3 separate regions of the Homo sapiens genome follow, and regions 1 and 3 are each linked to region 2. The links are chromatin loops, found by intact Hi-C in ENCODE. Cell type or tissue: HCT116. All regions are shown on one strand. Links, peaks and the distances in the headings refer to the core of each region. The heading gives the core; the rest is flanking DNA. Region 1 overlaps CLASP1 (cytoplasmic linker associated protein 1). Region 2 has its middle 39 kb from the start of GLI2. Region 3 overlaps GLI2 (GLI family zinc finger 2).

Region 1 (8,000 bases), core at 1-8,000, 660 kb after region 2:
GCATATTCTCAGCCTCTGAGAGAAGCACAGGAGACAAACCTTAGTTGAATCCTCTGGCAAAAAACTTCCTTGGTCTAAGCTTCCATTTTTTAATAAAAACTCCTAAAATGAGGATTTTATTTTTAATTTTTTGAGACAGAGTCTCACTCTATCATTCAGGCTGGAGTGCAATAGAGTCATCTGGGCTCACTGCAACCTCTGCTTCTGGGTTCAAGCGATTCTCATGCCTCAGCCTCCCAAGTAGCTGGGATTACAGGTGCGTGCCACCACACCCAGCTAATTTTTGTATTTTTAGTAGAGACGGGGTTTCACCACGTTGACCAGGCTGGTCTCAAACTCCTGGCCTCAAGTGATCCACCCACCTCAGCCTCCAAAGTGCTGGGATTACAGAGCCACTGCGACCAGCCTAAAATGAGGATTTTAAAGTATCTACTTTCACAGTTATCTGAATTGAGACAAGATGTAAACCAGCTTGGTATATTTTAGCTACAAAACACATGATGGCTAAGCCATACATGGAGGCTCACACCTGTAACCCCAGCTACTTGGAAGGCTGTGCTGGGTGGATCACTTGAGCCCAGGAATTTGAGACCAGCCCGGGCAACATGGAGAAACCCCATCTCAAACAAAAACAAAACACAAGCTAGGTGTTGGTGGAGGAATGACACCAGAGTGGAGCTCAGCAGCAGAGGCACCACCAGAAGGCACAGCAGCTGAGCCGGGAGCTCCCAAGTTGCTGGGGATCGGGGGTGAAGGGGGCAGAGCTTTGTGACCCCGAGACTCCACAGAGGCCCAGTCATCACACTGAATGTTCTAAGAATGGGTAACACTGGTAAGCCAGCTCCTTCCCTGGGGTCCAGTGCCAACATCATGATGGGTATGCCCTCTCCAATGACCTCTAAGATGCCTGAGGTTCCTCAGCAAGGCCTAGCTCCTTCCTGCCTGTGTGGTGCTTCCTCTCCCTGCCCACACCCTGCCCAGCCACATCTCTATGCCCCTGGCCAAGTCATCCTGAGGACTTACTGCAACACAACTCCCAGGAAGCCTCACCATGTGTATGCTTTATTTTATCACTGCAGGTAAATATTTTGCTGAAATTGTCCCTCCCACTAGACTAAAAGTTCCTTGAAGGCAAGATCCCATCTTAGCTATCTTTCTATTCCCATGACTGGCACAATGTCCAGTATACGCCAGGTGCTCAATAAATAGCTGTTGAACTAATTTCCCCATAGTGTGCGTGTGCACATGCACGCACACACACACACACACAGATAGGGTCTTGCTCTGTTGCCCAGGCTGGAGTGCGATGGTGTGATCATGGCTCACTGCAGCCTCGATCTCCTGGGCTCAAGCGATCCTCCTACCTTAGCCTCCCAAGTAGGTGGGATTACAGGCACACATAATATTTTAAGTTTTTTGTAGGGGTCTCAGTATGTGAGATGGGGTCTCGCTATGTTACCCAAACTGGTTTCAAATGATCTGCCCACCTCAGCCTCCCAAAATGCTGGGATTACAAGCATGAACCACTACACCCAGGCCAGCGTACATATTTTTAATGCTCATGACTCACAAAGTCACATCTGGAGCATGCCACATTGACTTGGATTTACATTTTTCCTAAGGAGCTAGCACAGAAAACTAGGAGCATGGCAGGTTATCTACAAATGATCAACTTGGGCTGTAGAAAAATCTACTGTACCAGGCCCAGAGAGTCCCATTCCAGGTGACACACTGGAAAAGCAACAGACTAGTTCTTTGGAAAAGAGACTTCAGCTCAGGTTTTTCCAGTCACCAATTGTCTGAGGAGGACCGGCATGTTTCTTGGAAGAGCTCTGTCAGGTAATGGGTTACCTCAGACGGGGCGCTTTTCTTCCTCCTCCATTTGTGCAGGTCTCAGAGTCTGTGTGTGTTTGGGAAAGCCAAGCACGTGGCTGTGTACCTATGTGGCTGAGTTACACACAGCTGAGTGGATGGTGAAAAGTGGAAGGAGACAGTCCCTCTCTTATCTAATCTGGCCTAGCAATGAAACCATGCTCAGAAACTGCTGGCTTTCTAGTGCAAGAAATTACTGCCCAAGTATCATAACACACCAGCCTGAAAGCTAAGGAACTTTTAGGCCTCTGTTTTCAAAACCTGGAGAAAGAAACAAAAGGTCAGAAAACACCGGATTCTGTAGCGTATCAAAATTAGAAAGCACTGATGCACAGGAGTCAATATCTGAGGTCCCCTGGGAGGTGGGAAGCAGCTCAGTGGGTGGAAAGAACACGGCTCTGGAGACAGGATTCAAGAGTCAGCAGCATTGCTTTCCAGGCTTGACAGGAGCAAGCTAAGGCCTCCTGGTGCTCTTCGGGGTTGCAACGAGGATTAGTGAGGCCAGGTAACTGATTGCCGGGTTCGTGGTGAGAACTCGTGGTTTTCCTTCTCTCCTCCCCATCTCCTGCACTCTATTGCCCTTCAGGTTAAAGTGAATTATCCTACAGAGAGCTGCTGGGAAAAAAGGCTGTTTCAGATCTGCTGAGCTGAAACCCAAACCCAAGGAGCCCTTCATCTTACAAAAATCCAGGAATTCTGGATGTGGCCTGCATGAAGCATTTGGTGAAATGTATCTATTATTTTATTTTATTTTGAGACAGAGTCTTGCTCTGTTGCCCAGGCTGGAGTGCAGTGGCGCCATCTTGGTGGGTTCAAGCGATTCTCCTGCCTCAGCCTCCGAGTAGCTGGGACTACAGGCGCACACCACCACGCCTAGCTAATTTTTTTGTATTTTTAGTAGAGACAGGGTTTCACCAAGTTGGCCAGGCTGGTCTCAAACTCCTGACCTCAAGTGATCTGCCCACCTCGGCCTCCCAAAGTGTTGGGATTACCGGTGTGAGCCACCACGCCCGGATGATCAAATGTATCTAATGTGGATGAGGGCTTTGGTTCTAAAATGTCTGAAAATAAAATGTCAGAAGCTGCACATTAAGATGGGTAGTTTGAGGCCCTCTTTTTCACTGGGGTTAGAGAAAGTTTCCCAAGACAGACGCTGGTTTTGGCAAGGGAGGTAGGTGTTCTCAACTTCCCTCTATATGCCAAACCCCTGGCTTTGGCAAGCTGCCTGAATCAGGGTGAACTTCAGGTTTTGCCCCTGTGTTCTATGTAACATAAGAAGCAAAGATTATAAATGTAAGCAAACAGAGAGCAAAAGTCAACATGGGCAGCAGAAACAAAGGAAGACAACACCACTTAGTACACAAGGTGGCCAGAAGTGGCAAGGATTTAGAAAGGGGTGAGGGACTATTCAAAGAGGACAGGATCAAAAAGACTTCTGGGTTATAATCTGCCTTGAAGTCATCAAAAACTATTCCAATTCTGCTACAGTCTCATTAGAAACACAGCACTCCTTCACCTTTCAAAGTCAGTGAAGTAATAGTGTCTAGCTAAGAAAAGCGTAATTTTCACATCTAGCTTTTTAAAATTGGATCATTACTCAGAATACTGGTGAATGTTTGCTTAAAGGTTTCTTTTAGCACAAAGTTTTCAAAATTTGGATTGCATGTTTTTTAGGTTCACAAGGTTTGATCTGGCTCTGTCACAGACACACCAGAATAACTGGTTGAGTCAAAAAAAAAAAGCAAAGGTCCAGGAACAACAGTGGCTGGAATCAAAGAACTCTTCATAGCAGCGTCTTGAGCTTAGCTACTCAATCGTGTGGAAGCTAAGGAAGAGTTTAGCGCCACCTTCTGGGAAAGGCCAGAAAGACCTTAAAAAATTGGATTGACCCTGAGTTTAAGTATCCACCAGTAGACTGGGGAAAAACGACCAATGCCCCAGATTGGCACTGACATGGTCCTGGGATTTACAACGGAGTGCCAGCATGGCCCTGAACCTGGGACGAGAGTCCTCACTTAGCTAGGCTCAGTACCAGAGGGAGGGGAGAAGAAAAGTTCCAGGCTATAAGTCTGGAGACCTGAGTTTTGGCTCTGGTTCTGGCATCAACTAGCCAAGCGAGCTTGGGGTAAATTTCTTCACTTTCTATGCCTCGGTTTTCCTCATCAGTAAAACGAAAGGGAGAATCTGAATCAATTATTTTAAAAGTATTTCAGATTATAAAATCTTATCATCCAACTCTACCTGATGAGTCTTTTCCCCTGAAAAATGTGCATGCACAAAATTCCAGGAAGCTTTGAAGATCTTGAGAAGTAGTGTCTGTATGAAATGACCTCTAACAAGACAGTCATCACATCCTTGCCTGGAAAAGGAGATTCAGGGCAACACAATGGATATCTTCAAATGTGGTCAGGTTCTTAGGTGGGAGATTTATTCTGTTCTACTCTAAGGGGTAGAACTAGGGCCAACAGGGACAAATGATGAGAAGGAGTGGAAAGAGGGGCTGGGAGCCCAGGAGGTGGTGTGTCCTGCTGTCCTGGAGATGCTGCAGAGGCTGGGCTGGCCTCTCAGGAGGTGCTCAGCATCAGATGGGAAGCTGGGCAGCACGTTTAAGGCTTCTCTTTGGCATTCTAATTCCGGTATCCATCTCTAAAAACCCATGGCATTTCCTAGCCTAACGCTGACAATGTACCGGCTACCCCAGCACAAATATAGACGGATTCCAAACAAAGCAGTAGTCAAAAAATACAAGTCGTATTTTTGACTGGTGTTTTAGAGTTTACTCAATTGCATTTAATAGCTTCTTCGGTGTATTTAGAGAAATGCAGTTATATCTGCTTTATGTAGAATTTTAAAAACTTGACAACAATTCTATTCAAAATCAGTCTACTTTCTTCAATGGAAGAGTATAAAAAGGATACTATCTTCAATTTTCAACAATGTCAACCACCTTACCTCACTTGACTTTAATGCTAGCCTCTCAGCGCAGGGTATAAAACACCTGCCCCCCACCTCCCACCCAGCATACAAGTGCTTTAGATATCCAGAGTGTCTATGACTTGTCCACAATCACAGCCCCCGAGCTGGCAAAAGCAGCATGTGAACCCAGGCCTTCAAACCCCAAACTCAAAGGTTTTGACATTAAGTTATGGCTCTTTCTGAAGCTACAAGAACTAAAGGGCAGGTGTCACATCTGGCTCCTTGAGAGTCAGTTCATCAGCGAGGCAGAACTACTCCCCTACCTATGAATAACAGCAGGAGCAGCCGCCACCACAGCTGCCACTCAGAAATAGACACTGTGCCTGGCACTTTACAAGCCTGTGAGGTGGGCTATGTTTCTCCACTCGACACAGAGAATATGAGGGCTCACAAAATGGTAAGTCTCCTGCCATCTTGGCTCAGCAGGGTTCAACCCAGGAGTGTCTTCCAAGCCCATGCCCCCTCCCTTGGCCACATGGCCTTGGCTCCTAGCTAAAGTTCTCTCCCTATGTGCTCCTTTTCAGCCCATCTCAGGTTCTAACTCCCTAAGGAACTCTTCCTTGACTATTCTAGCCCACTCCTAAACTCCTGGTGTATTTCACTTTGAACCACACGACTCTGCTTTAACCTCAACTAAACCGTAAGGACCTTGAAGACTACAGTACACCACTACCCATCAATCATCAAACATTTATTGGAGTTTGTGCTGTTAGTATGACTGCTGGCTCAGTAACTTGGAATCTCTCAATGAAGCTAAACAGGTTTTGGGGTTTTGTCTTTTTATTAAAAAGCAAAAACCTACAAAGGAAATGGGGCTTCTGGTCATATCCCAAGGTTGGGCCTAGGGAAAACTGAAAATTTAGAATTTGAGGATTTTGGTTTGCTACTCAACAGCAACCTGTATTATCTTGAGGCTGGATGAAACACAGATAATCACCTAGTCCACTTGATAGGGTAAGAGATAAGGAAAAACCAAAGTACAGAGGGGTAAAGGCATTTCTCCAGAGTTCATGCAGTATATTATTTCCCAGTGCCCATTGATACAAATGACTGCTGCCCTGAGAGGCACCTAAGGGCCATTCCTGAGCGCAGGGGGTCTGGCTGAGATGAGGTCAGCTAGTGATTCTAACTGGTATTTGATCACATATCTTCTCTGGCACACTGGTGCTTCTCTCTGACTATGGCATTTGTCTAAAGGACTGCATGAGATACCATGCTGGCTGGGCGAATCAGAAACCAGACAAGTTCCCAGGAAGTTCTCTTTCTTTTATAAATAACTTTGGTCTGATTTTGCCATTTTAATTCTTTAAAGTCATAAAATAAAAAGTTAACTAGAAATGATTTAAAAATAAAACCCCTGAAGACATACTACTGGTGGTTTTATATTTATCTAAGAATCAAACTTCCCAAAACAAGCCAAACCACTTGAAGCTGGATTCTGGTGCCTTAAACACCACGACCTTTGTGTGTGTAGCAAGAAATGTTTGGTGATCCAGCACAGTGACATGAATGATGCTAATATTTTCCTCTTTTAACAGACAAGTGTAACTGGATATTCACTAATGTGGCAAAGTTCAGAATAAGCTAAGTCTAATGATCAGAAAACCTCAATTACAGAATATCTTCAAAAAACAGTTGGGCTTCTTTCAAGTTTAAATAAAACATTTACTGTGAACTTCAACATTATGGGTACTATATGCACATCACACTGACTGGCAGCAACAAATATTCTTGCATTAAGTGTGCATACAATGATTTATAATTAGTATATCAACTATTTCCTGAGAAATGGGCACTTTTGAAATGAATAAGGATGTCTGAGAACAGTTTTATGTAGCAACATTTGTATAGCATATGACAATTTTAAAAGCATATTTCTATATCATAATATCTTTCATTCTCACAGCAGAGCTGCTTATTCAGGGTTATACTAAGATGATGAAACTGGGGACAGCTGGACAACAGCAGACGCAGGACTAAAAACCAGGTTTTCTGCCTCAAGATTTTTATCTCACACTGACCCCAGAATCTCTTTGTAGTATCAATTCTCTTATTTAATCCTCTCTTTTTAATCACCAAAGGAGAGGTTCTGTACCAGCTCTAACAAACAGATTACAAATTCTAATATAAGAAGAGTTCAAATTCATGGAGTTCTCTTGGAAACAGAAAATGGGCTCAAAATTTTAAAAGGTCACTCTCAAGGCCTTAGCCCTTTAAGGTATTTGCTAAATGCCAACTCTACTGCAAACCACGGTAACTTCATTAATGAGGCACTGAAACTCAATAGCAAAATTTATTTACTAAAAAGATAAAGAAGTTAGATAATGAAAGAGACTTACTCAAATAGGGACTATGAAAACATTATGTCTAAGCTCAGAAACACCAAATTTTAAAATAAAAACTCTAAATTGGTGTCCAAATCCTTCATCTATCTTGCTTACTATAGAACATGTATGTTAGCTTTGGATGAATGGTGTCTGAGACAGATTTGGTACTTGGCACATTTTCAATGTGTAAGAAACACATTCTGCACATATAGCTTCTTTTGAAAGAAACTGACAAAGCAGACGCTTGCTTATATGAGAAAACAAGCCATCTTATCGTCAGTCCTATCTCATCCATCTTCCCAAACAGCTTTTGTGACAAATTTCAATTTACAGAAATTGTATTTCAAGAAGCTGTCCTTCCTCGCTGCAGTCACATAGTCAGAGCCACAGTGCACATGCTGGTGTGGTAACGTCACGCTGGCAAGAGAAGGGCAGCTGGTGCCAATATCTCTAAAAGCAGCCCCATGTTAACCTGCCGAGTCTTACGCTCTTCATCTCCTGCTGAAGCCCAGTTTTTGTCTGGGAATATAAAACCAACTAGCTTCTTATTGAGAACGAAGCTCCAAGAGAGCTAACTTTGGGATAAACAAACTTTGGAAGTATTAATAAGACAGGAAAATAGACTATGACTTTGTATGACTAATAAAGTAAGTCTAGAAACATTTCAGATCCTTTTCAATAAATGTTTGGAGTCATAAGAATTGAATGCAATGATAAGAAAATGGAAGGACTAGAGAACTATTACGTGCCATATTAATATGCCAACAAGATGCCTACAACACAAACTTTATGTGCATCTCAGCCTTCTGCCCTAAAAAATGGCAA
Region 2 (10,165 bases), core at 899-8,898:
TGGAAACATGCCACCCCTGCCTGCATGAGGCTCCTTGTCCTAGCAACCATTCCAGTTTATTCCAGGTTTGCAACCCAGGAGCACTTGACTTCTGCCTTGAGTGCCTCCCTCAACTTGCAGACAGCCCACTGGGCCTTCCTCGGCCTGCACCCTTAAGCATGTCAGGAGAGACAGGCAGCTGCTGGGGCATTGCCATTGGAAGCAGCTGCCAGGAAGGGCACCTGTGCGTTTGTGCTTGAAACCTGATCTGTAACAAAAATGGATTCTGTGCACATCTAGTGTGCTCACCCAGCCCGGAGCACAGCAGCCATCTTGGTAGGGACCACAGCAGCCATGTTGGTAGGGACCACAATGTGTTTACTCCGCCAGCCTTCCAAATCAGACACTCATGTTGCCAATGGTAGTAGGAGGGTGCAACCTCTGTGGAAGGCAGCTTGAGGAATTAAATAATGCCTTTGAATCAGCATTTCAACTTGTAGGAATGTATCCCAAGACAAACTCTTATTAATGCACAAAAACCCATGTACAAGACTATTCATCAGAATACAGTTTGTAATAGCAAAACACTCTGGGAGCAGCCTCAATAGCCATCAATAGGGTGCTGGTTGGATAAAATGAGATAACATTTGGTAAATCCACACAATGGAACGCTGCAGTCATAAAGAAGCTTTAGACGCCTCTCTGTGCAAAGCCACAAAACAACCTCCAAGGTGCACTGCTCATTGTAAACGTGCTCCTCTCTGCTGGCCCTTCTGCTGCGCTGGGCCCACCAGCTGAGACAGATCAAAGCGGAGCCCCAATCTGTGGGGGCTTGGGACCTCTTCCCCTCCATGGAGAATTCTTGGCTCCCACCCTGCTTTTGGGAGTCCTAGGAAGCTGGTGGTGATGCTCGGGTTTGTGGGGTTTTTTTGTTGTTTGTTTGTTTGTCGTTGTTGTTGTTTTTTGAGACAGAGTCTCGCTCTGTCGCCCAGGCTGGAGTGCAGTGGTGCAATCTCAGCTCACTGTAACCTCCACCTCCCAGGTTCCAGCAATTCTCCTGCCTCAGCCTCCCAAGTAGCAGGGATTACAGGCGCATGTGCCACCATGCTCGGCTAAGTTTTGTATTTTTGGTAGAGACGGGGTTTCACCACATTGGCCAGGCTGGTCTCAAACTCCTGACCTCAGGTGATCCACTCACCTCAACCTCCCAAAGTGCTGGGATTACAAGTATGAGCCACCGCACCTGGCCTCAGGTTTGTTTTGATGCCTTTTTATGGGGTTCCCAACTGCAGGGATCCCATAGTGGGGCACCCCCTCACCCCTCCTTCTTCTCTGACTGGCCCTCAACTTCCTCCCCACCCCACTCCCAGCTCTAGCACTGACCGGGAAGGGGTGATTGTGTGCAGCCCACCCATCTTAGAGGCTGACTGAGCAGTACAGGCCCACATTTCCCTCCACACCAAGGTCTCAACCTCACAGCGCCCCAAAGCCTTTCTTCCAGCCCTGCTCAGAAGTTAATCACTTAGGCATCTCGCCACAGGCTCTGTGGAGTCATCGAGTTTGAAGTCAGGAAAAATCCCAAAGGTGGCACCTATCAGCTCTCCCAGCAACTCCAGACCTTCTCAGACCCTGGTTTCGGACACTCAGCCAACACCTCTGACTGTGCCTCTGCCCTGGGTCCCACACCCTCTTCCTGGCACCGGCATCCACTCCTGAGTTAATATGCCCATTGCCCAGCTCTGTCTACTAGTGAGGAGCACAGTTAGGTCCCAGTCTTGGATTTTTAAATACCCTTCTCCACTCAAAGAACCAGGCCTCCCTGGAGAAATAGGTGGTTCCAGGTCTGGGCTGGAAGAGACAAGGCAAATCTTGGATGTCTGGTGCCAGAAACAAGGGTGTTATTGAAGACTAATCAGGGCCAGGATAAACAGACATAGGAAGTTGTCTGATGGGTTTCCACTGACTAATGCTGGGGCCATGAGGACATCAGAAACAATACTGATGGAGATGACACATCGATCTGCCTAACATCACCCTAACCAGGGGATGTCACCAGCATCACTGTTAGTCCAACAACCTGGCCTCATGTGCCTCTGAAGCCATGCACCAAGAAGGACCCCACGTTCCCCACATAGGATTTGTGCAGAAAACCTGATTCTAGTCACGAAGGAAAAAGACCCAACAGAGTCAAAGTGAGAGAATGTCTGCGAAACAATTGATCTGCATGCTCTGAAAATGTCAATGACATGAAGATTTCTTTTTTTAAAAAAAGGCTAGAGAATCCTTTTAATTTTTTTTCTTTCCTTTTTTTTTTTTTTTTTTTTTGAGACTGTCTCTCTCCATCACCCAGGTTGGAGTGCAGTGGCACAATCTGGGCTCACTGCAACCACCGCCTCCTAGGTTCAGGTGATTCTCCTGTGTCAGCCTCCCGAGTAGCTGGGACTACAGGTGTGCACCACCATGCCGGCTAATTTTTGTATTTTTAGTAGAGACTGGGTTTCACCATTTTGGTCAGGCTGGTCTCGAACTCCTGGCCTCAGGTGATCCACCCACTTTAGCCTCCCAAAATGCTGAGATTACAGGCATGAGCCACCACGCCCAGCTAAATCCTTCTAAATTAAAAGGGACTAAAGACAAAAAACCATAACCAGCAAATGTAATATGTGATCTTGATCGGATCCCAGCTCAAAAAAAAAAAAAAATCAGCCATCAAAGACATTTAGGCGACAACTCTGAAAATTTGAAAATGGATTCAATATTAGGTATTACTGAACTGTTGGTGACTTTCTTAAGTACAGTAATGGTCTCATGGTTACAGAGGAGAATATCCCTATTCTTAAGAGATGTCTGTTAAAGAGGGTGAAATGTCACCGAGTCAGCAACTTTCAAACTGACCCACACACATAAAAACATGTGTGCATGCGTGTGTGTGTGTATCTACATATATCTGTGTTACATCTATGGAAAAGGTGGAAAGGAACCAAGCATGACAAAATATTAAGAATTGTAGAATCTAAGTGACATAGACCTGTTGTTTCAACTTTTCTGGATGTCTGAAACCGTTCAACATGAGTTTTGGGAAAAGCCCATCCTTCCTGTTTTCTAAGCAGCAGCTCCCAGAAGAGGCAGGAGCATTTGATAATGTCCTCGGTAATGATTTCATTATTGATTTCATTAATAAGACATCCTGGTGGGAAGGTGTTCTCCAGGCTGCCTGGAAAGGGCTTTTGACGCTGACTGGGCTCAGATGGGCAGAGAAGCCATGATCAGCCCCTCTTCCTTGGGCTGTACCAGGGTGTCAGGTTTGAGGATGTTCCTCCAGCATCCCCCCACGCCCACACTCCCACCTGCTCCAGTGGCAGGGGCTCGGGGGGAAGGCCTTCCAGCCAGTACTCTGATTCAGGGCACTGACATCGCACATGGAAGGAGGTGGGGACAGCCTGGAGAGCACATACAAGGCGCCCCTGTCTCCTGCTCCCAACCATGGCTGGTTGCGCTGATGTCCTCACACTGTTCTTCTCACCACCTACTGCCCAAAAGGAATGATCCTACGAGGTAAATCACAGAGACTTGTTGGCTCAGGTCCAAAAGCTGCCAGGTGGCCACCCCAGAACGCCCCAGGCTTATTAGATAGCAGCATTCCAAGCAGGACCCCAAAATGCTCCAGACAGTGCTCCACTGCTGGCGCCTCTTGGAGGGTCATCTGTTTCTCAGAGGAGAGAGTGTCCCATATCACTCCACAATGTGTCCAAGTCCCCTGACTTCTGTTCTAAGGCATAAAGAGCCTAGGACCCATTGGACAGGTTGGGGAGTTGGCAGAACTTCTGTGATCTCGTGGAGAAGCCTCCAAACCTGGCCTCCAAGGAAGGCGGTTGCCTCTCCTAAGGGAGTAAAAAAGTGAGAAGGCCCCCCATGGAAACCCGTCAGCCCCCAGAAGACCTGGGTTTCTTTTCTTTCCTTTTCTTCTTCTTCTTCTTTTTCTTTCTTTTTTTCTTTTTCTTTTTTTTTTTTTTTTTTTGAGACGGAGTCTTGCTCTGTCGCCCAGGCTGGAGTGCAGTGGCGCGATCTCGGCTCACTGCAAGCTCCGTCTCCAGACCCGGGTTTCTTACTCCTTCAGTCCACGTGGCCCCTATCCTTCCCTTCTCTTTCTCCCATCCTCCTGATCTCTGGGCATAGAAAGCCCTCTCGGGAAGAACACCGCAAATCTTCCGGTCCTGCAGCCTCACAGCTGCGTCTACTCCGCTGGGGGGCTCGGGGAAAGAGGAGAGTCCCGGAGGACAATGGAAATAACGAAGTGGGTGGATGGCTAGAGGGTGGAACAGAGTGACAATTCTGGCTCCAGTCCTCAAATTGCTCTGAGCAGGGCATTCAAATTGGATCCCAACTCCAAAAGTGCATTTTAGCAATCCGCCACCAGGTGGAAGAGTCGAATTAAGAATAGAGTCGCTCCACTGCCGTCCTCCGACAGCAATAGTCGGGACCGCAAAAACCGCGGGACGGAGATCTGACCGTAGAGGGAGCAATGCGCTCTCAGCTCAGCGTCATATTTCCTGGAGTATTTTGGCCTTTGCATCCTGCAGCCCTCTTTCTGTACCAAGGGGAATAACCCAGCATTTATTGAGCATCTACAGCATTTCAGACACAGTGCTGGGCCCCGGACAACTATGAGCAAATTCCATTTGCAGCAGCCCCGCAAAACGGCATTTGGAAGCCTATTTTGTGGCAGAGGAAGCCAGGCAGAGTAACGCCCCGCTGCTCAGTGGCAGAGGGGGAATCAGAAGCCAGCCGTCTGCATTCGAAGTCCAAGCTCTGCCCAGCACACTTTGTGCTGCGTCCTAAAAGCACGAAATGGCAGGGACTGCTCGGCTTTCCCCTTCCGTGGTGGCATCAGAAACGCGGCTGCGGCCCAGCGGCAGAAAGCAGCTAGGAGTGCAGAGGGATAAGCTGAAGCCTCTAAGGGAAAACACCCCAAAACGACAGCTAAATGGCACACTGCAAACAACAAGGCTCACGTTGCATGTCATTTCAGCACTTCATTTTATCTCCCCGTGGTCTCACCACCCCCTTGCTTCCTCCCATTTTGTGGAAGAGCAAATTGAGCTCCAGACTGGTTGAGTTTCTTGGGTAAATGCCTGAAATCTCACACTCAGACTCAAGCCTTCAACCCTAGCATCTGATTCGTAGCCTCAGGACTCTTGTTCTACACACTATATTGCTTCCCTTGGCTGCTTACGTCAATGTGGCCATCACTGAGTCCCACTAGAACCTGGTTCCGGGTTAGTGAATTCAGACAGGATGGGTGGCCAGGCAAGGCAAGAGAGATGGGACAGGGGCTGGGGAAGGGAGGGAGGGGCTTCCCAGAAGAACTGGAGAATTTTGAGGGATCTTCAGTTCCAAGCAGCCCCCACTAGGAGAGACTGGTGATTGGCAGGCCTGGATTTTAATTCTGGCAACACCACTTACTAGCTTCTCTTCTCTTTAGTTTTCTTTTTTCTAAGACTTGGGGTGATCATCATGGTAGGTATCTCAAGAGATTTTCTCAGGATCAAATGTAAATAAAATGCATTTAATCACTCACACCAATTAAGATGGCTAACATCAAAAAAGTAGAAAATAACACGAGTTGGCAAGGATGGAAAGAAATTGGAACTGTTGTGCACTGTAGGTGGGAATGTAAAATGGTGCAGTTGCTATGGAAACCATATGGCTATTCCTCAAAATATTAAACATAGAATTACCGTCAGGCATGGTGGCTCACATCTGTAATCTCAACATTTTGGGAGGCCGAGGTGGGTGGATCACTTGAGCCCAGAAATTCGAGACCAGCCTGAGAAATACGGTGAAACCCTGTCTCTACTAAAAGTACAGAAAATTAGTCAAGCATTATGATGCATGCCTGTAGTCCCAGCTACCCAAGAGGCTGAGGTGGGAGGATCACCTGAGCCCAGAAGGCAGAGGCTACAGTGAGCTGTGATGATGCCACTGCACTCCAGCCTGGGCAACAGAGAAGAATCCCGTCTCAAAAAATAAATAAATAAATAAATAAAAATAGAATTACCATAGGATCCAGCAATTGCGCTTCTGAGAATATACCCAAAAGAATTGAAAGCAGAGATAGAAGAGATGTTTGTACACTGAAGTTCATAGCAGCATTATTCACAATAACCAAAAGGTACAGCAACCAAAGTGCCCATCAACGGATGAGTGGATAAATACAATGTGACCTCTCCATACAATGGAATATAATTCAGCCTTGGAAAGAAGGAAATTCTGACACATGCTAGAACATAGACCTTTGAGGCCATTATGCTGAGTGAGATAAGGCAGTCCAAAAGGACATATACTGCTGCATTCCACTTATGTGAGGATCCTAAAGTAGTTAACATCATAGAGACAGAAAGTAGAATGGCAGTTGCTGGGGGCTGGGGAGATGGGGAACTAGGAGTTGCTGTTTAGTGGGTGCAGAGCTTCAGTTTTACAGGATGCAAGAGTTCTGCAGATGGATGGTGGCGACGGTGGCATAACAATGGGAATGTACTTGATGCCATTGAACTGTACAGTTTAAAATAATTAAAATGGGCCGGGCACAGTGGCTCATGCCTGTAAACCTAGCACTTTGGGGAGGCCGAGGTGGGTGGATTACTTGAGGTCAGGCGTTCAAAACCTGCCTGGCCAACATGGTGAGACTCCATCTCTACTAAAAATACAAAAAAATTAGCCGGGTGTGGTGGCGGGCACCTGTGATCCCCACTACTCAGGAGGCTGAGGCAGGAGAATTGCTTGAACCTTGGAGGCAGAGGTTGCAGTGAGCCAAAATCGCACCACTGCACTCCAGCCTGGGCGACAGAGCCAGACTCCATCTCAAAAAAAAAAAAATAAAATGGTAAATTTTATGTTACATATGTTTTAACACAATTTTTAAAAATAAAATAATTTTTCACATTAGGAGTAAACAATAAAAGACTGAAGACGATGTCTTTAGTTAAAAAAAATTTAATGGGGGTGACTTGATTTAGAGCCGTTTGTTCTTCCTTTGTATGATTACAAATTCTTTGAGTGATCTCTACCCCTTGGAGCTTGAATCTGGATAGACTTGTGTGACTAATTTGTCACCCAAATGGTGTGGCAGATATGACACAGAGTGACTTCCAAGCCTGGGTCCATTTGAAAAGTCCATTAGGCTTCTGCTTGTTTGTGGGGTCACTAGCTTTTGTGTCCCTGAGCTGTCAAGGATGAAGTCTAAACACCCCTCAAGGTGGCCGTGCTGGGAAGATGCCCAAGTGTCACAGGTGGCCCATGGGAAGATGCTTGGTTCAGCAGCTCCAGCTCAAGTCCTGGCATGGAGTCTTCCCAGCTGAGGTCCGGACAGCATGGAGCAGAGAGGAGCCATCCTCTGCTGGGCCCTGACCAACAGGTCTGAAGCCCTGACCAATAGAATCTGTGAGCATGTTAAGAGGGTTGCTCCAAGCTGTGAAGTTTCTGGGTAACGCATTATGCAGCATAGTAACTGGAACATGTAGGTGGAAATGGGTGTCCCTTTGAAATATCTCAACAGATAGCACGTTTTCTTTCCCCATTCATGTCTTCTGGACTTACCCCCTCTCTTCTCACTTTCTACAGAGATAGATAAGAAGTAAATTTAAAATCTTTTTTAAGAGTGACCCAGATTGGATTATCAAGAAACATTCTAGAATTCTCTGCTCTGGAAACGTCCTTTGAGTCAGTGCTTGGAAATGAAGTTGGCCTTACTCAACTTAAAAGATGCTTTCTGGGGAAAGTTGTGAGTAGATTCAGGGTTCTATAATTAGAATCTTCTTCTCTCATTGATTCCTGTTCTTGTTTCAGAGCTGTGTTCCGTTCATTTGGCTTTTTCAGGTTATGTTCTGTTGGACAATTACTTCCAGTAGTTTAAACATCCCTTATCCTTCCCTGGAAGCTAGAAATCTCTCTGAGAGGTGAGGTATGTGTGACTTTGCTGCCAGGCCCACAGGGAGTGCCATGATTGTGACTGTGCTGCTCCTGCAAGGGGTCTGGAGGCAGGAGAATTGTGGGCAGGGGCAGGCACAGGGGCTTAACTCCTGCACAGTGGCTGCGTCATCCTGGGCAGGTCACCGAAGCTTGGCTCCTCCTCCTGGTGTGACAAAAGCCAGGAGGTGGCACACATCGGCTCACTCACAGCACTTGACATCTGGTCATTCACTTGGCAGATGTGACTGTTAACACTTAGGCTCCTGATGGGGACAAAGCAGGCCCAAACCTCACCCTTGTCAAGCTTGGGTGCTGGTGGGGCAAGGCAGACAACAGAAATCCATTGAGTAAATAAGTATATTCTAGAGGGATTTGTGGCATGAGACGTGCTATGGGAAAAACAAACCGGAGCAAGGCAGGGGCCCAGGCATCCTGGGGGTGTGGTCACGGCCGACCGCTTACAGAAGGTGATATTTGAGCAAAGACATAAAGGCAGTTGGGAAATTAGCGACTGACAAAGAGTCCTTGCTTAACCAAACTTCAGTCCAGCTCCTGAACCTTCTCTAGGCCCATTAGTGTACTTCTTTGTAAAATCCAGTTTTAGGAAGAACCCTGCTAACCCAGTTTAGCAAGAACCTTCACTTTCAACATATGCTCCCCTTAATATTCAGTAGGTTTCCTCCTCCCCCAGGTGATGTCTGATCACCTCAGCCTGCCTTCATCAAGAATCCTGTTGGCTGGGTTTAGCCAGGATCCCCCTTACCCTTGAACTTGACTCTTAGTAATTTTCTATCTGCTGACCCCACACGGCCCCTTGGCTGTACAGCCCCACTTGCCTGTGCTGCTTTTGGAGTTGAACCCAATCCCTCCCCCACTGCAGGGCTCCGTTACATTGGCCCCTCTACCTCTCTCAGTGGTCCTGAGTAAAGTCTTCCTTACCAAGCTTGAAGAAGTGTTGTTAAATAAATTTTTTCCTTAACACCATGCAGAAATCTGTATATTTCCACTAAAATTTTATTTGTTTGTTTGTTTGTTTATTTTGAGACAGGGTCTTGCTCTGTTGCCCAGACTGGAGTACAATGGTGCAATTATAGCTCACTGCAGGCTCAAACTCCTGGGCTCAAGCCATCCTCCTGCCTCAGCCTCCCAAGTAGCTGAGAGCTGGGACTAGAGGCACACACCATGACACCTGGCCAATTAAAAAAAAATTTTTTAGGAAGGGTGCAGTGGCTCATGCCTATAATCCCAGCACTTTGGAAGGCCAAGATAGATGGATCGCTTGAGCTCAGGACTTGGAAACCAGCCAGAGCAACATGGCAAAACCTCATCTCTACAAAAAATACAAAACTTAGCAGGGCGTAGTGGCACACACCTGTAGTCCTAGCTACTTGGGGGGCTGAGACAGGAGGATTGCTTGAGCCCGGGAGGTCAAGGCTGCAGTGAGCAGAGATAACACCACTGCACTCCAGTAGAACCAGCCTGTTTCTCAAAAAAACAAAAACAAAAACAAAAACAAAAAAAAACTTACTTTTAGAAACAGGGTCTTGCTATGTTACCCAGGCTGATGTCAAACTCCTGCGTACAAGCGATCCCCCTGCCTCATCCTCCTGAGTAGCTGGAACTCCAGTCACCATGCAATCTGTTATTTAAAAATTATTATTATGAAGAGTAGTACCAGATGCCTTAGGAAGAGCCTGAACTAATCCTCCAATTCCTCTGCCAGAATCAAGTCTCCCCTGGGGATTTAACCCTTGCCTTTTCAGTATTAATATTTTATTACAAAGGTAGAATAAAGTCATTTCTAAACTATCGAAGTCTCCTAAAAAAAATCTAAGTTTTACATGGAGCCTGAGAGGGTCTCACTGTCATCTGAACGTCTGGACTCCCAGCCTGGTGGGGAGAGCAGGGGGTCACCTCTCAGCCTCCTTACACTTCTAAGGGAATTCCGGCGTCCTCACCCTGGGGTGACAGTGGCGGGGGAGCTGGAGCCAGCGTCTAACAGGTCAACATTGGGATCCTGTAGGTTTCAGCCCTCCCTGAAGTCCTGAGTCTGGCCAGAGGCTATCTTCCCCAGCTCCCTCGGTTAACCTTCTTCTGTGACAGACTTGGGAGTGAAAGCTTCAAAAAGCCCTGAAAACTCCTTAGGCCTCCTGGGGACAGAATTGGGTCCAAGCTCTGCAGACAGAGCTACTGAGGTCTGGGGCCGTGTGGCACCTCC
Region 3 (10,165 bases), core at 1,239-9,238, 190 kb after region 2:
ATGGGCATTTGGGTTGTTTCCAATTTGGGGCTATTCTGTGCTGCTTATGAACATCCTTGTACGGTCTCGATGAATGTCTATGTGCATTTTTCCCAGGTATATACCTAGGAATGGAACTGCTGGGTTATAGGGGGCACATGTGGTCAGCTCTGATAAATACTGCCAGCTGTCCAAAGTGGTTGTACCAATTGCCTTAGTTTTGATACTGGAATTTGCTATTAAAAGATTTATTTTCTCGAACATTCTTTTATATTAACATCTAGGAAAAACTGTTGAGATCAATATGGATACATTAAAGTGTTGACTGAGCCTGGGTCCCTGATGAGAAACTGAAGAATTGTGAACTTCAGAAAAATAGACCTGGGGGAATATTCTGTGATTCACTGACTCCCTCACTTACCTATTTGTTCTTCCTTCAGCCACAGATATTCATTATGTGTATCCTCCCTCCCAGGGGCAGAGCAAGGAAGTCAAGACAATCTTTTCTCCTTACGATACCACCGTCAAATGTATTAGTTATTTCTTCTTGCCAATAATGGCTCTAACTGAGGAAGCCCATCTCTTTATACAAAAAATTAGGTCCAGGAAGAGCTGCCTAAGCAGAATCATGGTTGCAGTAAAGTCACTTTATGGTGTTTAAAGACTTGGCTGAATAAAGGGGAAAGTTTAAATAAATTAGTGTCTAGCTATGGACTGAGACAGTATGAATCCACTGAAATATTTATGAAGAATCTTAATGACATAGTACAATATTAAAAGGAAAAAAAGGATACAGAATTACATACACAGTATAAAAGTTATTTTTTTAAACTCATATCCTGTCACAAAAAGAAAAAACACACTTGGTCTCATTTTTCTGGTTTTAAAAATCTTTCGGCCAGGCACGGTGGCTCACGCCTGTAATCTCAGCACTTTGGGAGGCCAAGGCAGGCGGATCACAGGTCAGGAGATCGAGACCATCCTGGCTAACACAGTGAAACCCCGTCTCTACTAAAAATACAAAAAATTAGCCGGGCGTGGTGGTGCGTGCCTGTAATCCCAGCTACTCAGGAAGTCAGGAGAATCGCTTGAACCCAGGAGGCAGAGGTTGCAGTGAACCGAGATCACACCACTGCACTCCAGCCTGGGTGACAGAGCGAGACTCCATCTTAAAAAAAAAAAAAAATCTTTCTTCTGGCTGCAGTCCTCCAGCTCACCCCTTCTTGCCCAATTCTGTTATCTCAGCATCCTCAGAAGCTCAGTCTGCGAGCATGGAGAGGATAGTGTGTGTCTCCTCCGGCATTGCCCCGTGGGGTTTGGAATGGCGCTGGCTGCTGGCTGCCTGGGCCTGGCATTAGCTCATGGATCTCGGTTGCGGATCAGTTTCCTTCCCCAGGAGGGGCAGGGACTTCACTTTCTATGGCTTATGTGCTTTCCTGGGGCCCAGCATGAGGCCTTTCGCCAGACACTGTGCAGCCCAGACTTGTTCCCAGGACAATGGGTGAGATGAAAAAGGGCTTGGTACTAGTGGAGGCACTTAGTGGCTGCAGCTGAGTGTTGGGAAGGGCTGGAGAGTCAGTTGCAGCCAGGTCTGGAGGGGCTGTGTGCCCAGCTTCAGAGCTTGGGTTTTGATCAGGTTTTTGTGTTAGAATCCTCATTCTGGTGGATTGGAGGGAGCCCCAGAGTGAACATAGAGAGACCTCCTAGCCAGGCAGGAGATAACCTGAGATCAGTGCAGTAGTTCCTCACCCGTGCGTGGGGAGGCAGCATGAGCAGTTAGGAGGAGGATGGTGTCCACAGTGGTCGGATGGCACCCCAGCCAGGCCACGGCGGGCTGGACAGCACTCTCAGGTGACACGTGGCCACCTGCCTGCCTCTGGCTGCGGCCCCACCACGGGCTGGATGCCTGGATGAATCTCAGGCTGGAGTCACTTAACGGCTGGGCTGTCACCCTGCAGTAACCCATAATTACTACTTAGGAGTTTGTGGACGAAAAGCAGTAGATTCCAATTGAGTGTGTTAAACTCTGCACGCGCCTGTTCTAATGAGGAGCTTGTAACCTATGAGAGCCCGTCTGCCGCGGGAGGCGGGCTCTTGAGCCAGAGAAGCCAGCCAGTCATTTTCTCCAGCCTCTAGCTGAGCCTCCACGGCCAGCCATATTTCAGCATTTAGGATTTTAAGTGCTGGTTAAAATGCTCATATAGGGAAGTGTGTATATTTTCATATTTCTGCACATCATGCTAGAGACGAGGGTAGGAATAAATCGGTGTGGCCAGAGGTGCCGCTTCAAGCTGCTTTATTCCCTCTCTGTGCACAGTGTTAAACTGGGCTGTGTCTGACTTCCCAACCTTCATCCTGTAGGGGGCTGTTACTGGGGAAAGAAAGTTGTCTTAAAGGACCCTGGAGTGTGAGGGATGGAAAAGCGAAAGGTTTGTCTCTGCAAACAGGTAGTGCTGAGTGGTCGCCAGCTTAGAGCCCGTCGTCCAGATGCTTTGTTTTCTCTCTGTTTTACATGAATTTCCACTGCACAGCCATTGGAGTTTTGCTAGTTGGGAATTTTAATTAGAGAATTGGGCAAACTTCATTACTTTTCATTCAGGTTTAAGGCAAGAGGGCTGATTAAATTCATCCATCTTCCCCACCGAAGTCCAGCCTCTGAGGTTTAATCCCATTGCCTGAAGTCCCCATCACCCCGCCATCCTCCTTCCTCCTTCCCCGCCTCGCAGACAAGGGCTCTCTTTCCAACTCCACCACCTGTTCCAGCCCCGGCTCTGCCCGCAGGAGGGGAAACCAGGTCACATCTGTGGTCATTCACAAACAAACATAGCTCTGCTTTGCCCCACCAAGAGGCTGAGCCTGTGGTTTTTCTGTCCAGGTCCTGAAACACCCCAGACAGCAAGAAAACCAGAAAAAAGCAGCTATGGGCTAGGTTAGGACAATTGAGGTATCTGCGTATGAGAGAGATTATAAATGTGTACCTCCTGGCTAAAGTATGTCTTTCTCTAGCAGAATTGTGATTTGAACTGCTTTTGAAAATTAAAATGTTGGTATGTGAGGTGAAAATGAGCTTAATCTGGGGTGTTGAATAATTGTTTTCAGCCATTGAACACAAGTCCCAGCATAGCATCTACCTAGCTACATGGATGGAAATGCAAATATCCCCCCCTGCCCCCACCAGGGAGCAAAATGTGAAATTTGTCTTTCTTATTTGCCATCCTTCGAAGGCAGCACCCCCTGTTACCATGATAACATAACCTTGTGCACCTCCATTTCTGAATCTGTAAAATGGGGGCAAGTCACTAACCTTATAAGATGGTCGGTGGAATTAACTAAGCAAATTTATCTAAAGCACCTGACACCCTTTCAGGCACACAGAGGTTCCAAGATCTTCAATGTGACGCTTTCAAGAAAGGCAACTCAAGTTCAGGGCTTCTGAATCCTACTCCAAATACCCTGTCATAGTCAACACATCCCTGAAGTTCCCTACACCATGCCTAGAAGCACTGAGGCTGGGCAGTATCTCCTTGTGAAAGGCCTGGCCCCCTTCCCCAGGGTCCTGCTTGAATGTCAGAGGACAGGTGGGGAGGAGGATGGGTGGAGAAGGACAGTGGCAGGGAGGACAGTGGGGAGAGGGCAGGTGGGGGGAGGACAGGTGAGGGGAGGACAGGTAGGGGAGGGCAGGAGTGGGAGGACTGTGGAAGGTGGACAGGTTGGGGGAGGACAGTCGTGGGGAAGACAGTGGGGAGAGGGCAGGTCAAGGGAGGGCAGGTGGGAGGAGGACAGTGGGGGAAAGACAGTGGTGGGGAGGACAGGTAGGGGAGGGCAGGTAGTGGGAGGATAGCTGGGGTGGCGGGGGGGAGGACAGGTGGGGGAGGACAGTGCAAGGAGGGCAGTTTGGGGGAGGACAGTGTGGGGACGGCAGGTGGGGGGAGGATAGTCGGGAGGACAGTGGGGAGAGGGCAGGTGGGGGAGGACAGTGCGGGGGAGAACAGTGCGGAGTGGCACGGTCGCCGGGAGAACAGTGGGGAGAACAGTGGGAGAAGACAGTGGGGGAGAACAGTCGTGGGGACAGTAGAGGGCAAGACAGGTGGGAGAGGGGCATGTGGGAAGGAGGGCAGGTGGAGCTGGCGGCATCATGAACTTTTGGAATAGCAAAGGGAGTTGGGGCTCTGAATGTCAGCCCAGCAACCAAAGATAGCTGGCAACGAATGGTCCAGGTCTTTTGGGATGGAATGTCATAGGGGACAACTAAGGCCCTGTAGGTTGATTCCAGAATACACTATCCAGGTCCAGGGTGCAGTGGCTATAACTTGCAGATCAAACAATTCACACCACTTCAGGAGTTGAACTTGGCTGTGAGTTTACGTCTGGTCTCTGGACCCATGTGGCTGCCTACAGTGAACTTGACCTTTAGGGGCTCTGGCTTCTGGAAGGAGGGAGTTCCAGGAGCCACATCCTCCTTCCAGGAGGCCAGGTGACATGGACAACGTGAGGGAAGGCAGCCAGGGCGTGAGGCCTTGGGTTGGGTCTCCAGGGCAGCTCACCACAGGGAAGGAGTGAAGGTGGTGAAGGATCACCCGGGAGATGCTGCTTGGGCTGGAGGGCGCCCGCTGCAGGCGTCAGCTGCTGCCGGCTGCGGGATGTGATCAGCACTCCTCACTTCATGGCCTCAGTTCGCTCGCCTGTGAAATGTAGGTGTGTGTCCCTGGAGTCCCTCCAAAGCTCTGTGAATTTGTGGAACGCAGATGGAGGGAAGGTCAAGCTTGGGAGAGGGCGGTGGCTTTGGCTGCAACGCGAAGCCGACAAGCACTGGCAGCAGGCCTGCTGGGCTGTCTTTGAGCGCGGGTGTCTGGGCCCACCCTCCTCTGTCGGATCCCTGGGTCTTCTGTCCCTCACTGGACATGTGGATCTGACCGCCATCCAGGACGTCCCCTCTGGGTCCTGCTGGCATTACTCCAGAACCACTTCATCTTCCTTGCCCTCCAGGGCTGAGATAGCTGGTTTGGTCTCACATCTGGTCTTAAGTGGGTCTTTTTTTTTTCTTCTCATTTTGTCTATCTTAAAATCAGGTTTATGAAGGTGTAAATTACATATAGTAAAATACACCCTTTTGAGGCATACAGTTCTGTTAATTTTAACAAATGTATACGGTTGTGTAACCATCACAACCAAGATACAGAACAGTTCCCTCTCCCCAGAGCGGGCATCCTGTCCTTCCGTAGCTGCTCTCCCACCCTCCTACCCCCAACAGCCCCTGGCACACTCTATTATGTTTCCCATCCCTATAATTTTGCCTTTTCCTGAATATCATATAAATGGCATCATAAAGTATGTTTAGCTGGGGCTTTTGAGAGAGAAGTAATAGGTTCCTTCCGTGGGTTTAGCCTTTTGTTTGCATCTGCTCTCATGAAAAGGTCTATGCTTTTATCAAGCCTAAAAGATAACCTTGGCCGGGCTGGTGGCTCACACCTGTAATCCCAGCAAGTTGGGAGGTAAAGGTGAGCAGATCGCTTGAGCCCAGGAGTTTGAGACAAGCCTGGGCAACATGGCAAAACCCCATCTCTATTTTAAAAAAGAAAAATTAGCCGAGCATGGTGGCACGTGCCTACAGTCCCAGCTACTTGGAAGGCTGAGGTGGGAGGATCACTTGAGGCCAAGAGGTTGAGGCTACAGTTAACTAAGGTCGCACCACTGCACCCCAGCCCAGGTGACAGAGCGAAACCTTGTCTCAAAACAAACAAATAAACAAACAAACCCACGATAACCTTGAAGAAGACAGCCGCACTGTACAGGAAGCTCTGGTGTGTGCAGGTATTTGTAGAGCATTTGCTACGCTGACCCGTTAAGTCCCTACAGCAGTCTCATGAGGGTAGTTATTATTGTAATCCTGTTTAACAGATGAGGAAACCGAGGCTCAGAGAAGTGTAATCATTCACTGTGGTCACATAGCTCAGATCTGAACCCACTTCTGTCATCCTCACTATTCTGTGTGGTTGTTTGGCTGAGTCTTGGATGAGGGATACTTGCAATGATAGGTAGCCTCTGGCCCCTGGTGGTGGGGGTAGGGAGTGGGAGAGTCGGAGAGGTAGAAGAAAGCCGCTAGATCCAGGCCTCTAGCCCCTATCTCTACGGGGGACTCCCTTCCAAGGAAAATTGTCTGTGCTCCAGACCCCCGCAGCAGATGAGTGTGTGGAGGCCTGATTTTGGAGAGTGGGGATTTGCACCCTTCCGCAGGCCACCCCTGTGTTCCTGCTCATACTTTTGCATAGCCACCACCTGAAGTTAGGGCAGCCCCAGCCCTGGGGGAGACTTTAGGGGCCAGGGGCAGCTCAGTGCTGGGCTCACAACCACAGAACACCAGCTTTCCTGGCCTAGGTCACACTTTGCCAGGCCACACCATGAAGGGGAGAGAGCGCCCATCCTTGGGGAGCAGGATCCAGGGTCTGTGAGACCCAGGCGTGGGCTGCAGGGAGAGTGAGGTCGTCCGCACGGATGGTGGAGTGGACAGAGGCCAGCAGAGGCTGCGCGCCCATGTGCGGGCCAAGGGGAGAGCGTAGGTAAAGGACAGTATTGCAGTCTTGGGACCAAGTGCCACTAAACCTTATGGGTAATGGGTTTTTCATCCCCTGGGTAATAGGAGACACCAAAAAATGAGGACATTACTTAGTGAGTCCCTCACCTCCCTGGCCCCATTCAGCAGACTCGGAGGAAGGACATTGCCCAGCATTGAGCCGTGTGTGGATTTAATGGGGTTTCCAGCTAAACCTTCCATCAAATTTACGGCTGTGCCTGTCTCCTGACCTTCCCCCTCACACATTCTTTTCAGAAATGAAGCTGTGTGCAGGCTGTGAGGTGTCACTTCCCCCACGCTGGAGATATACAGCTTGGGCCTGGGTTGAGACAGTGGATTTAATCAGGCTGGGTCCCCGCAGTTCACCCGCCCCTAAGCTGAGTGACATTAGGGTGGCCGTCGGAGTCCAGCTAGAGTGGGCAGCACGGAGCCAGCAAGTGTTTGTCCTGCCAGCCACAGGCTTCTGCTCAGCCTTGCCTCGCCTCCTTGCTGGGAGAGTGGCGCGTGGGGGCCCAACATCTGCTCACCCCCTGGGCCGGAAGGTGGGGTTCTTCCTGTAATCTTCTCCCACAGCCCCCACCTCCTACCATTGCTGCCATGGCGGGAGCATCATCAGCCGGCCTCACTCCTGCTTTCCCCACTATCCTAACAGCTGGGCTGCTCCTGGCTCCCTCTCCATTCATTTCTTGCCTTCCATCTTGGAAGTGTTCAGTGTCTGCTGAATCCTCCCACCCCAACCTCACTGCCCCTCTAGAGCTTATTGCCTTTCAAATACAGCTCAAATATCACAACCTCCAGGAGGCTTTCCCCGATCTCATCACCCCCAGGGAAGAGATCTCCCTTCTGCACATCATGCAGACCGGGTCCTAGAGGGTGAACCTTTCTCTGTATGCCTTTCTCTGTTGCTGGGCCTGGCCCATGGAAGAGACCCAGTAAATAGACACTGTCATTGTCACAGGGCCATGTTGTCAGATGCCTGCTCCAGAGAGTGAAGCTGCAGCTACATTGCCAAGCTCACTGGGCTTTGTAAATGGCCCCTCAACCTCAAAGGCAGCAGCTGCAGTCTCACAGCTGGCCTCTGGGGAGGCTGCCTTCCGAGGGTGGCTCCCCTGAGCCTGGCCACCCCAGCCTCGGAAATGCTGACAAGGCCTTTCCACCCGTCCCTTCTGGGGCAGCGTGTGTTTTCATGGCCCTTCACTGACTGATCCCATGTTCATCTCACCGACTGCCTCAGAGGCCTCGGGGCCTGGGGCGGGGCAGCTATAGCAACAGGCAGCGTCCAGTGCCCACTCGGACACACAGGGCCCTTGAGGCAGCTGCTGGCAGCAGGAGGCGTCTAGCAGGTGGGCAGAGGGACTCAGGCTTGAGGCCACGGGGAGGATTAAAAATAAAATTGCCTCTGCTCCCTGGAAGCTGAGGCCTCTGTACTTGGAGTTGGAGGATGACAGACACAGGAGGAGGGAGAATCTGCTAGCACCAAACTCCCCTCTACCTGGTCATGTGTGGGAGCGGGGCCTCACGTGTGGGACACTATCATTCACATTCAAGTGATCATTATTATCACACAGGGCCGTGAGCTAAAACCATACTTCTGTCATTCTTTGGCTCTAAGAAAATGAAAAAGGGAAGTAACTCCATTTACTGAGCACCTGTTATATACCAGATAATTTTACATGCATTAGCGTGCCATCCTCATGCTGGCCTCAGGAGGTGAGAACCCCTATTCTCATTTTTCCAAAGTAAATTTGTGTGTGTGTGTGTGTCTGTGTGTTTTGGTTTTGGGGTTTTTTTTTGAGACAGGGTCTTGGAACCCCTATTCTAATTTTTCCAAAGTGTGTGTGTGTGTGTGTGTGTGTGTGTGTGTGTGTGTGTGTGTGTGTGTGCGTGTATATTTTGGTTTTGGGTTTTTGTTTTGTTTTGTTTTGTTTTGTTTTGTTTTGTTTTGTTTTGTTTTTTGAGTCAGGGTCTTGCTGTTTGCCCAGGCTGGAGTGCAGTGTCATTGATCATGGCTCACTGCAGCCTTGTCCTGCTGGGCTTAAGCGATTCTCCCACCTCAGCCACTGGAGTAGTTGGGACCACAGGCGCGCACCACCACACTTAGCTAAGTTTTTAAATTTTTTGTAGAGAAGAGGTCTCATTATTTTGCCCAGGCTGATCTCGAACTCCTGGACTCAAGTGATACTCCCACCTTGGCCTCCCTAAGTGCTGGGATTACAGGCATGAACCACTGGGCACAGCCCCAAAGTGTTTATGAAAGGGAGTGGCAGGGTCAGACCTGCGCTCCAGAGAGCTCATACTAGCCTTCCTGAGGGGCGTGAGTGGGTGAGGCAGAGGTGGAAAGGCTGGGAGCCTGCTTAGTGAGCTGCTGAGACAGACAGGAAATAAAGGGGCCTGGAGTGGGACTGCGGTAGCCTGCATGCTGGCCCCAAGCCGCACCTGGTGGGTGGACCCAGGGCCCCAAGGAACCCCAGACGTTGCTGGCTGGGTGGATGGCGGTGCCCTTGCTGAGGCAGGAGACCCTGCCCAGGAGCAAGCACAAGGTGCTGGGAGAAGATGCCACGGTCTGTCTGTGTCAGGCGAGGCACATCCAAGATGCCTGGGGCTCACGCAAGGGCTGGACGGAGAGATCCAGGGCTCAGAAGAGAGATCTGGGCCCGAGACGCAGATGCAGAAACACATGGTGAAAATACTCATCCAACACACTCACGTTTTTCCTCCGTAGGTGCCAGTGACACTGTGGGAAGATGCCTGGCTTCCCAAGCACACCTCAGACGCTGGCCCCCGATCAATGCCTGTGGTCCTTGAAAGCAGATGGCCAGATGCCCTGCCTGAAAACTCCCACATGGCAAGTGGTAGATGTCACAAGCCACAGAGCACCCCCCGCCCACAAGATCCCCCAGCCTGCTTGTGGGAGGGAACATCCCATTCTGGTGCTTTTGATCTCTTCCTGCAAATATGCAGCTCAGGCGACCTGGGAATATTCCCCCACAGTGAACCTGAATTGATACTCACCAAATTAGATCAATTCCAGCCGGAGCCTGGAGCCTGTGATTATCACCCTCTCACCGTGCTCTTTTCCTTGCTGGGCTGCGTGTTGGATTTCCAAAAGGCTTGTAATCAACAGCAGAGAGAGCTATGTATAGCCCACTCCCCGCGCTGGCGAAGCCCGGGAAGGCCACTGTTTGAGGTTAGGCTTGAGTCAACTTGTACCATGTACTTGGGAGCCATTCAAAAGAGGCGGTGCACACACAAATCATGATGGGGCTAATCAGAAGTTTGGGTATTTAGTGGGATATGTACACAGCAATCATTGTTGGAAGCGCCCTTCTCCCACAGAGGCCATTATCCCGGAGCGGGGTGCTGTTTGCCTGGTTTTGTCTGGGCCACAATTTGCATTCACTTGATGGATTGTCAGGGTCGGGGGTCTCCTCCTTGGGAAACAGTGGAGTGACTGCTCAGCACACTCTTAAGAGGAAGGGGAGCGCTAATACCAGCGTTTGCCCAGGTCCTTGAGAGGGCCCGGGGATCCTAACGCAGTGCTAGATCAATATGACAGGCGCTAAGAAGCTTGGGACATGCATTCACAAACCCCTTTTATTGCTCCACTCCAAGCCA

The links. Peaks named below come from ENCODE experiments on the same cell type or tissue, not always from the same donor. Only the 100,000 strongest peaks of a DNase experiment are listed, where the experiment ranks them.
Region 1: it touches region 2 in a loop (6-fold over the local background); 9 of 110 quality-filtered maps call a loop at or near these places.
Region 3: it touches region 2 in a loop (2.5-fold over the local background); 4 of 110 quality-filtered maps call a loop at or near these places.

What each region holds. Positions count from the first base shown.
Region 1 is chr2:121,352,541-121,360,540 of GRCh38, forward strand. All of the region lies in intron 38 of CLASP1 (cytoplasmic linker associated protein 1), which reads right to left. Among named protein-coding and RNA genes, the nearest start is that of TFCP2L1, 71 kb to the left of the region's middle. In HCT116, for the core only: a CTCF peak has its summit at 3,730 (motif pointing left); a DNase peak (open chromatin) is centred at 3,701.
Region 2 is chr2:120,691,379-120,701,543 of GRCh38, forward strand. No RefSeq gene overlaps it. Among named protein-coding and RNA genes, the nearest start is that of GLI2, 39 kb to the right of the region's middle. In HCT116, for the core only: a CTCF peak has its summit at 4,411 (motif pointing right); DNase peaks (open chromatin) are centred at 4,443 and 8,131.
Region 3 is chr2:120,877,778-120,887,942 of GRCh38, forward strand. All of the region lies in intron 2 of GLI2 (GLI family zinc finger 2), which reads left to right. Among named protein-coding and RNA genes, the nearest start is that of GLI2, 150 kb to the left of the region's middle. RefSeq lists an enhancer at 9,093-9,660. In HCT116, for the core only: a CTCF peak has its summit at 5,988 (motif pointing left); no DNase peak of the experiment used is centred there.